Regions from separate parts of the Homo sapiens genome. Here region 1 is linked to region 2. Evidence: chromatin contacts called from ENCODE Hi-C or POLR2A ChIA-PET data. All regions are on one chromosome and are shown on one strand. The core of a region is the stretch at or near the end of the contact, and the rest is flanking DNA. Distances in the headings are between cores, read along the strand shown.

Region 1 (5,219 bases), core at 612-3,111, 84 kb after region 2:
GGCTCAAAAAAAAAAAAAAAAAAAAAAGAAACAAGCATGTCCAAAAGTACTAGCTAATAAGTGTTTGAACAGAATTTTAAAGCTTTGCTCTTTCTATTATACCACGTTGTGATCTTCACTCACATTAGTGTCAAAGACAGAGAGGAGACTGATCCTAAGTTCTAGATTACTTTTCTAGGGCCTTCTATATACAGATCATGGATATTTTTGGAAAAGTTGTAAAGTGTAAACCAAGTTCGGACTGTATTATAGAGTCTAGTATTTTGCCTTTGTGGTACTCAGACTTGCTTTCTCCAGTGGGAGGTATTATTTAATTAGTTTTTGTTTTTCTTTTTTGTTTTGTTTTTGTTGTTTTTGTTTTGAGAGAGGGTTTTGCTTTGTCTCTCAGCCTGGAGTGCAGTGGCATGATCATGGCTCACTGCAGCCATGACCTTTTGGGCTCAAGCAATCCTCCTACCTCAACCTCCCACCTAGCTAGGACAACAGACATATGCCACCATGCCTGGCTAATTTTTTTTTTTAATCTTTTGTAGAGACAGGGTCTCGCTACATTGCCCAGGCTGGTCTCAAACCCCTGAGCTCAAGCTATCTTCCTGCCTCAGTCTCCCAAAGTGCTGAGATTACAGGTGTGAGCCACCGCACCCAGCCTACTTAACTAGTTTCATAACTGAGGATAGTAAAAATTTTGAATATGTTACTACTCTGTTTTGAAACAATATTTACTAAACAATGTTTATTGAGATTCCACCATAGGTACACTATATTGGGGCACATTTATTTTGAGATCAACTATCAACCTTTTTTTAAAGTTTTTAAAATTAATTTTTTGTTTGTTTGTTTTTTAGACAGTCTCACTCTGTTGCCCAGGCTGGGAGTGCAATGATGTGATCTTGGTTCACTGCAATGTCCGCCTCCCAGATTCAAACCATTCTTGTGCCTCAGCCTCCCGAGTAGGTGGGACCACGGGCGCATGGAACCATGCCTGCCTAATTTTTGTATTTTTAGTAGAGACGAGTTCTCACCATGTTGGCCAGGCTGGTCTTGAACTCCTGGATTCATCTACCTCTGCCTCCCAAAGTGCTGGGATTACAGGTGGGAGCCACTGTGCCTGGCCACTAGAATTAAATTTTTTTTTTTTTTTGAGACAGAGTCTCGCTCTGTTGCCCAGGCTGGAGTGCAGTGGCATGATCTCAGCTCACTGCAATCTCCGCCTCCTGGCTCAAGCGATTCTCCTGCCTCAGCCTCCTGAGTAGTTCGGATTACAGGTGCCTACCACCACGCCTGGCTAATTTTTGTATTTTTAGTAGAGACAGAGTTTCATCATGTTGGCCAGGCTGGTCTTGAACTCCTGACCTCAGGTGATCCGCCTACCTCGGCCTCCCAAAGTGCTGGGATTACAGGCATGAGCCACCGCGCCTGACCTTTTTCATTTCGCTCTGTTGCCTAGGGTGGAGTGCAGTGGCGCGATCTTGGCTCACTGCAACCTCCACCTCCTGGGTTCAAGCGATTCTCCTGCCTCTGCCTCCCAAGTAGCTGGGATTACAGACATGCGCCACCACGCCCGGCTAATTTTGTGTTTTTAGTAGAGACAGGGTTTTTCCATGTTGGTCAGGCTGGTCTCAAACTGCCGACCTCAACTGCCGACCTCAGATGATCCACCTGCTTCGGCCTCCCAAAGTGCTGGGGTTACAGGCATGAGCCACCGCGCCTGGCCTATAATTAAAAATTCTTTTGAAACACAGTCTTGCCCTGACACCCAGGCTAGAGTGCGGTGGTGCAATCACAGCTCACTGCAGCCTTGACTTCTGGGCTCAAGCAATCTTCCTGCCTCCTCCTCGTGAGTGGCTGGGACCACAGGCATGTGCCACCACACCCAGCTAACTTTTTTTATTTTTTTAATTTTGTGTACAGATGAGGTCTCCCTATGTTGCTCAGGCTGTTCTCAAACTCCTGGGCTCAAGCGATCCTCCCTTTGGCCTCCGGAAGTGCCAGGATTATAGGTATGAGCCACCGCACCTGGCCTTAACTATCAACCTTGAGAGCAAATGATGACACTGCACACACGTCCCTCAACAGCTGTATCTTCTGACAAATGAAAATGAAACTTAACAGCTCCCTGACCCCCTCCTGTCTCTTTTGGCTTTCTAGCATGTTAACCACATTTACAAGGCTTATTTTAAAACATATAAAGAGAGAACAAATCTTAATCATGTTTTAATTTGTATTCTCAAGGTGGGGAGAAGAATTTTCATTGTCCAAGCACCCTCAGGTATGTTTTAAAATCCAGCCATTAAGAACATGAAAAATTTCCTTACCATAAAGTTCATATATGTGACAATCAACTTCAGTTAGTTCTAACTGGTGTAAAGTGATAAGTTTTTCTCAAGCTTCTCTGACCTGTCTGGATATATTTTGTTAAAATACTGTGATTATACACACCTGATTTAGTGGATGAGGCGTCAGCATTGGGTTCTAGGGTCAAGTTTGTTCAGATTATTGTGGAATTTGAAATTCTCTTTGCCTTTTTGACCTTTATTTCTTCTCCTATAATAAAGATGTTGGACTAGATGTTCTCTATTGTGCCTTCTACTTTCTGTGTGTCTCTAGATTCTGTATTTGCCGACCTGTATGGCCTCACTCTATGGTAGGAAAATCTATTGGAACAGGAGTTGGCAGTTTTTTTCTGTAAAATGGACAGATAATAAATGTTTTAAGATTTGTGGGCCCAGAATGACAGAAGAGCAGCTACTCAGTGCTTCTGTTGTAGCACCAAAGTAGCCATAGATAATACTTAAATGAATGAGTTCACTTGTATTCTAGTAAAACTTATTTATGCCCATTGAAATTTGAATTTCTTATCATTTTCAAATGTAACAAAATGTCATTGTTTTGATTTTTTTCCCCAACCATTTAAAAATGTAAAAATCAGGGCAGGCATGGTGGCTCAGACCTGTAATCCCAGCACTTTGGGAGGCCAAGGCAGGCAGATCGCTTTAGGTCAGGAGTTTGAGACCAGCCTGGCCAACATAGTGAAACCTAGCCTCTACTAAAAATACAAAAATTAGCTGGGCGTGGTGGCACGCGCCTGTAATCCTAGCTGCTCAGGAGGCTGAGGCAGGAGAATCACTTTAACCTGGGTGGCAGAGGTTGCAGTGAGCCGAGATCATGCCACTGCACTCCAGCCTGGGTGACAGAGCGAGACTGGTCTCAAAAAAATAAAATAAAAGTAAATAAATAAAGATGTAAAAATCACTCTTACTTTATGGGACTGTACAAAAAGAGGCAATTTGGCCTGTGGGCTATATATATTTTGCTGACCCCTGTGTTTAGGCCAGATACAGACAGGTCACTTAACTACTGGGATACATTCTGAGAAATGCATCTTTAGGCGATTACATCATTGTGCAAACATCATGGAGTGTACTTACACAAACCTAGATGCTATAACCTATGCTATATGGTATAGCCTATTGCTCCTAGGCTATGAACCTGTACAGCATGTTACTATACTGAATACTATAGGCAGTTGTTACACATTGGTAAATATTTGTGTATTTATATTTCTAAATACCAAAAAAAGGTATAGTAAAAATACAGTATTATAGGCCCGGCGTGGTGGTTCACGCCTGTAATCCCCGCATTTTGGGAGGCCGAGGTGGGTGAATCACCTGAAGTCAGGAGTTCTAGACCAGCCCGGCCAACGTGGTGAAACCCCATCTCTACTAAAAATACAAAAATTAGCTGGGTGCGGTGGCGGGCGCTTGTAATCCCAGCTATTCGGGAGGCTGAGGCAGGAGAATCGCTTGAACCTGGGAGGCAGAGGTTGCAGTGAGCGGAGATCACGCCATTGCACACTCCAGCCTGGGCGACAAGAGCAAAACTCCATCTAAAAAAAAAAAAAAGAAACAGCATTATAATCTTCTCAGACCACCATCATATATGCAGTTAGTCATTGACCAAAATGTTATGCGGCACATAACTGTATTCTAAATTCATATTTGTCATTGGAAGTGTTCAGAATGGATTGTGAGCAAATTAATTTCATTTATTCCTAAGAGTTTTTGTTTATGTGAGACAGTGCCTTGCTGTGTTGCCCAGGCTGATCCGAAACTCCTAGTCTCAAGCAATCCCCCCACTTCAGTCTCCTGAGTAGCTGAGCTTACAGGTGCACACCACCAATTCCAGCTTGGTACTCCTAACAGTTTTTGTTTTGTTTTGTTTTGTTTTGTTTTGTTTTGTTTTTGAGACGGAGTCTCATGCTATTGCCCAGGCTGGAGTGCAGTGGCACGATCTCAGCTCACTGCAACCTCCGCCTCCCAGGTTCAAGCGATTCTCCTGCCTCAGCCTCACAAGTAGCTGTGATTACAGGCACATGACGCCATACCTGGCTAATTTTTTGTATTTTTAGTAGAGATGGGGTTTCACCATGTTGGCCAGGCTGATCTCGAACTCCTGAGCTCAGGTGATTTACCTACCTCAGCCTCCCAAAAGAGGCGTGAGCCATCGCGCCCAGCCAACAGTTTTTTTTATTATTATTATTCTTTCTTTTTTTTTTTGAGACAGTCTCACCCTGTCACCCAGGCTGGAGTGCAGTGACGTGACCTCTACTCACTGCAACCTCCCCCTCCCAGGTTCAAGCGATTCTCGTGTCTCAGCCTCCCGAGTAGCTGGGATTACAGGCCCATGCAACCATGCCAGGCTAATTTTTGTATTTTAGTAGAGACTGGGTTTCACCATGTTGGCCAGGCTGGTTTCGAACTCCCGACCTCAGGTGATCCACCCACCTTGGCCTCCCAAAGTGCTGGGATTATAAGCGTGAGCCACTGCACCCAGCTACTTCTTATTTTTTGAATGAATGATCAAATAACTCTTTTTTTTTTTTTGAGATGGAGTCTTACTCTGTTGCCCAGGCTGGAGTGCAGTGGTGTAATCTCAGCTCACTGCAACCTCCACCTCCCAGGTTCAAGCGATTCTCCTGTCTCTGCCTCCTGAGTAGCTGGGATTACAGGTGTATGCCACCACAGCCGGCTAATTTTTGTATTTTTAGTAGAGGTGGGGTTTCACCATGTTGGTCAGGCTGGTCTCAAACTCCTGACTTCAGGTGATCCACCTGCCTCGGCCTCCCAAAGTGCTGAGATTACAGGCATGAGCCACTGGGCCCAGCCAATCAACTTTTCAAAGCAAAAAGGAATGTTTTACAAATAGCTTATTAAAACATC
Region 2 (5,122 bases), core at 1,270-3,769:
ACTTTGGGAGGCTGAGGCAGGTGGATCACCTGAGGTCAGGAGTTCAAGACTAGCCTGGCCAACATGAGGAAATCTTGTCTCTTCTAAAAATACAAAAACTAGCCGGGCATGTTGACGGGTGCCTGTAATCCCAGCTACTCGGGATGCTGAGGCAGGAGAATCACTTGAACCTGGGAAGCAGAGGTTGCAGTGAGCCGAGATCTTGCCACTTCACTACAGCCTGGGCGAAAGAGTGAAACTCCATCTAAAAAAAGAAAAAAAAAACACTCTTGTTCTCAGGGACCCCAAGTCACAAAAGAAAACAGACCTGGGACACAGAGGAGTAGTGAGCACAGATGAATTCAGCTTTGTGCGTGAGCCTGTTGCATATTTGTGCACCATTTGTGACTCTGTGCATGTGTGTGCGTGTGTGTGTGGCTGTGTTGACTCTGTGTATGTGCCTTTGAGCCGAGGCTGTTGAGAAAGCTTAGTGAGTGTGGACCCAGTTGGGTGGAATCGCTTATTCATTAGACACACATTTACCAAACATTCACAGGGCAGGGCCCTAGGCATAACATGGAGCCCTTGACTGATGAGGTTCTTGTTTTTGAGGGCTTCACTCTGTAATGAGGGGAGATTAGGCACTAAACAAAAAAATCCTGCTGGGTATGGTGGCTCACACATGTAATCCCAGCACTTTGGGAGGCTGAGTCGGGCGGATCACCTGAGGTCAGGAGTTCGAGACCAGCCTGGCCAATATAGTGAAACCAATAGAGTGAAACCAATATAGTGACCAGCCTGGCCAATATAGTAGTTTTGTAAAAATACAAAAAGTAGCCAGGCATGGTGGTGCACACCTGTAGTCCCTCCCAGCTACTCAGAAGGCTGAGGCAAGAGAATTGCTTGAACCCAGGAGGTGGAGGTTGCAGTGAGCCGAGATCGCGCCACTGCACTCCAGCCTGGGGGACAGAGTGAGACTGCATCTTAAAAAACAAAACAAAACAGCCGGGCGCGGTGGCTCACGCCTCTAATCCCAGCACTTTGGGAGGCCGAGGTGGGCGGATCACAAGGTCAGGAGTTCGAGACCATCCTGGCTAACACGGTGAAACCCCATCTCTACTAAAAAAATACCAAAAAAAATTAGTCGGGCGTAGGTGGTGCACGCCTGCAGTCCCAGCTACTCGCGAGGCTGAGGCAGGAGAACGGCGTAAAACCCGGGAGGTGGAGCTTGCAGTGAGCCGAGATCGCGCGCCACTGCACTCCAGCCTGGGAGACAGAGCGAGATACTGTCTCAAAAAAAAAAAAAAAAAAAAAAAAAAAACAAGAAATGCAAAAGAAACTCAGGCGACCATAGGACCACAGGGAGGGAGCGTCCTGGAAAAAGTGATATTTAAGCTGTGTTCTGAGTAACAAGCTTTAGGGCTTGGGGAAAGGGTGTTCCAGATACAAGGAGTGGCATGTGCAAAGGCTGTGGACCTGGGAGAGGACACGGGGAAAGGTTTTTCTGGAGAAGATGGCTGGATGGGGTTTTGGAAGCGGTAAGGAGAACAAACGGGGCGTTGCTTCAGTTTGAGGGATGTAGTGGGATTGGCCAGGGGAAGATTGCTGGCTTGGGCCTGCACCTGGGGACGGAGGGGCAGTTCCCAGAGGAGTCCAAGGAGCTGAAGGTGCTGCCAACTCCAGAGAGGAGTAGGGAAGCTCCGAAGAGGGGGTTTAGGGAGAGAGCTCCTGGACTGGCCTCTGGGCTGTGCTAGGGGAGAGAGAGACCCATGGAGGCCCGCGAGCCTGGGAAAGGGTCCCCAGCGTTCTCATTCCACAAAGGAATTCAATCAGAGCTCCCTCACAGGACAGAGGGAATTACGGTACATGCACTTCTCCTAAGTTGCTCATTTATTCCTCTCAAGAACTATAATACATTTCCCATTTGAAAACAAAGGAGGCTGGGCGCAGTGGCTCACGCCTGTAATCCCAGCACTTTGGGCGGCCGAGGCCGGTGGATCACAAGATCGGGAGATCGAGACCATCCTGGCTAACACAGTGAAACCCCGTCTCTACTAAAAACATATAAAAAAATTAGCCAGGCGTGGTGGCGGGCGCCTGTAGTCCCAGCTACTCGGGAGGCTGAGGCAGGAGAATGGCGTGAACCTGGAAGGCGGAACTTGCAGTGACCGGAGATCGCGCCACTGCACTCCAGCCTGGGCGACACAGCCAGACTCCGTCGTCTCAAAAAAAAAAAAAAAAAAAAAAAAAAAAAAAAGGAAGCAGAAGCTCAGAGAAGCCTAAGGGTACAGAGCGGGGAAACGTGAGAGACTGCTCTGCTCTGGATTCGAACCCAGCTCAGAGTCTAAGGCCTGGCACCTTCCCTGAGTCCCACAGCCTCCCAGCAAGCGCATGCGCCCTTTAAACTCCAGCAGCTCGCTATGGGTGGATCTGCGGCTATTATTGTTGTGTGTTCATTATCACTGCGGTGCTAAAGGACGTCCTTGATTCAGCTGGGACGCCGACCTCCCCACTGTCGGCGCGCCATCGGTCCTGAAAACTCAGGGCCCGGGCGGCCCCGCGCGGCTGCGGCGGAAAAGACAACCCCCGGGGCGCGGGGTCGGCGTGGCGGCGCCCCCTGGAGGCAGTGCTCGGCATTGCCCGACCTGGGGAGGAACGACCCTGAACGCAGCTTCCTCTGAAGCGGTGGCTGGTGGTCAGCACCGGGTAGGCCCCAATGGCTCCCAGACAGCGGTCCCAGAGGGCAGGGAGAAAGAAGGAAATAAAGAGAAGAACACTTATCAAGTGTCTCTTGTATACTGGGCAAAAGGCTGGGCATTTCCTGCACATTTTCTCATTTAACGCCCACCCAATCTCATTTCCTAGAAGCAGAATCAGGGGGCCAGGCGCGGCGGCTCACGCCTGTAATCCCAGCACTTTGGAAGGCCGAGGCGGGTGGATCACCTGAGGTCAGGAGTTTGAGACTAGCCCGGCCAACATAGTGGAACTCCGTCTCTACTAAAAATACAAAAATTAGCCTGGCGTGGTGGCAAGTGCCTGTAATCCTAGCTACTCAGGAGGCTAAGGCAGGAGAATTGCTTGAACTCGGGAGGCGGAGGTTGCAGTGAGCTGAGATCCAGCCACTGCACTCCAGCCTGGGTGACAGAGTGAGACTTTGTTTCAAAAAAAGAAAAAAAGAAGTGGCCGGGCGCTGTGGCTCACGTCTGTAATCCCAGCACTTTGGGGGGCCAAGGTGGGCAGATCACGAGGTGAGGAGATCGAGACCATCCTGGCTAACATGGTGAAACCCCATCTCTACTAAAAATACAAAAAATTAGCTGGGCGTGGTGGTGGGCGCCTGTAGTCCCAGCTACTCGAGAGTCTGAGGCAGGAGAATGGCATGAACCTGAGAGGCGGAGCTTGCAGTGAGCTGAGATGGCACCACTGCACTCCAGCCTGGGTGACAGAGCAAGACTTGGTCTCAAAAAAAAAAAAAAAAAAAAAAAAGGAAGCAGAACCAGAGAGGTTAAGTAATTTGCCCGGAGACACAAAACAAGTCTGTGGCCATGCCTGGGCCCCTTGGGGCTAAGTCTGAGGATGGAAAGGCTGCCAGATTCCCACTAGACTATAAGTCTCTGAAAGTCAAGGTTAATGACAATGATGTGGATAACACATCATTTATTCGTGGAGGCAGTGTATTGAATCTTGGGTGCCACCATTTCCTCTCTGTGTGACTTTGGTCAACTAAGTTGCATAACCTCTCCAAGCCTCAGTTTTCTCATCAGTAAATGGGCTTTATTACAGGCCCCATGTTATAGGGCTGTTCTGAAGATTTATTGCATTAAAGCAGATAAAATGCCTTCTAGCCCAGGTGCAGTGGCTCCGGCCTGTAATCCCAGCACTTTGGGAGGCCCAAGCAGGCAGATCACCTGAGGTCAGGAGTCTGAGACCAGCCTGGCCAACACGGCGAAATCTCCTCTCTACTAAAAATACAAAAATTAGCCAGGCATGGTGGTGGGTGCCTGTAATCCCAGCTAATCAGGAGGCTGAGGCAGGAGAATTGCTTGAATCCGGGAGGTGGAGGTTGCAGAGAGCCAAAATTGCGCCACTGCACTCCAGCCTGGGTGACAGAGCGAGACTCTGTCTCAAAAAAAAAAAAAAAAGACTAGTTTAGCATCTGGCTTGCAGTAGGGGCTCAAGAATATAGCTAACATCATTTACTAATTTGGCCACTATTTGTTTTTTCTTTTCATTCTTTATTCTCTTCTATTTGTCTTATTCATTACTATACTCTTCATGAACACATCATTTGGCCACTATTTGTTGAAAACCTAGGGACAAGGGACACAGCCATGAAGTCATACAGATATAGGTCTTGCTTTAATGACTTACTGTCTTTGTGTTCTTAGGGTTTAACACATTGTCTGGCCTAACAAATGGTGAAGTGAATGAATGAGCGAGTGAAAACACATGCTGTAGTCAGCCAGCCCCTGGTTGCAGCTTCAGAGAGAGGAAGCAGGAGAAAGGGGAGTTTCAAAAATAATAGTTAATTATTTCTTGTTTTTGTTTTGTTTTGAGACAGAATTTTGCTCTTGTTTCCCAGGCTGGAGTGCAATGGCACGATCTCGGCTCACTGCAACCTCCGCCTCCTGGGTTCAAGCGATTCTCCTGCCTCAGCCTCCCGAGTAGGTGGGATTACAGGCATGCACCACCATGCCCAGCTAATTTTGTATTTTTAGTAGAGACGGGGTTTCTCCATGTTGGTCAGGCTGGTCTTGAACTCCCGACCTCAGGTGATCCACCCACCTCGGCCTCCCAAAGTGCTGGGATTACAGGAGTGAGCCACCGCGCCTGGCTGTGTTATCTAATTTTACAGAGAAGAAAACAATTTCCATGAAGTGGAGTGACTTTCCTAAGGTCACACAGCAAGTAAGCGCTCCAAAGCTTGGATTCATACCCTGGCTCTCTAGAAGCAGTAGGTCAAGGCTGGGTGCGGTGGCTCATGCCTGTAATCCCAGCACTTTGGAAGGTCAAGGCTGGAGGATCGTTTGAGTTCAAGAGTTCAAGACCAGCCTGGGCAACATGGTGAGATACCCCTCTATCTGGCTGTGATCTGTACAAAAAATAAAATATTTAGCCGGGTGGGGTGGCACACACCTGTGGT

The links. Hi-C counts contacts between places; a loop is a spot of excess contacts on that map. ChIA-PET counts read pairs that join two places held with the same protein, here RNA polymerase II (POLR2A). Pooled maps may share reads with other maps.
Region 1: a pooled map shows a loop between it and region 2 (2.1-fold over the local background). The contact joins two enhancer-like sites. A Hi-C loop is called at or near these places in 2 of 50 pooled maps. POLR2A ChIA-PET finds 5 or more read pairs at or near these places in 5 of 52 experiments (AG04449, BJ, WTC11 and 2 more).

Annotation. Positions count from the first base shown.
Region 1 is chr1:32,624,558-32,629,776 of GRCh38, reverse strand. ZBTB8OS (zinc finger and BTB domain containing 8 opposite strand) reads left to right here. Exons shown (of 7, transcript NM_178547.5): 6 at 2,233-2,269. Among named protein-coding and RNA genes, the nearest start is that of ZBTB8OS, 23 kb to the left of the region's middle. Within about 2 kb of position 1,861, at least 4 of the 41 ENCODE cell types and tissues checked have a DNase peak (open chromatin) inside an H3K27ac peak, as active enhancers do.
Region 2 is chr1:32,709,813-32,714,934 of GRCh38, reverse strand. No RefSeq gene overlaps it. Among named protein-coding and RNA genes, the nearest start is that of SYNC, 9.6 kb to the right of the region's middle. RefSeq lists silencers at 313-607, 2,478-2,717. Within about 2 kb of position 2,519, at least 11 of the 41 ENCODE cell types and tissues checked have a DNase peak (open chromatin) inside an H3K27ac peak, as active enhancers do.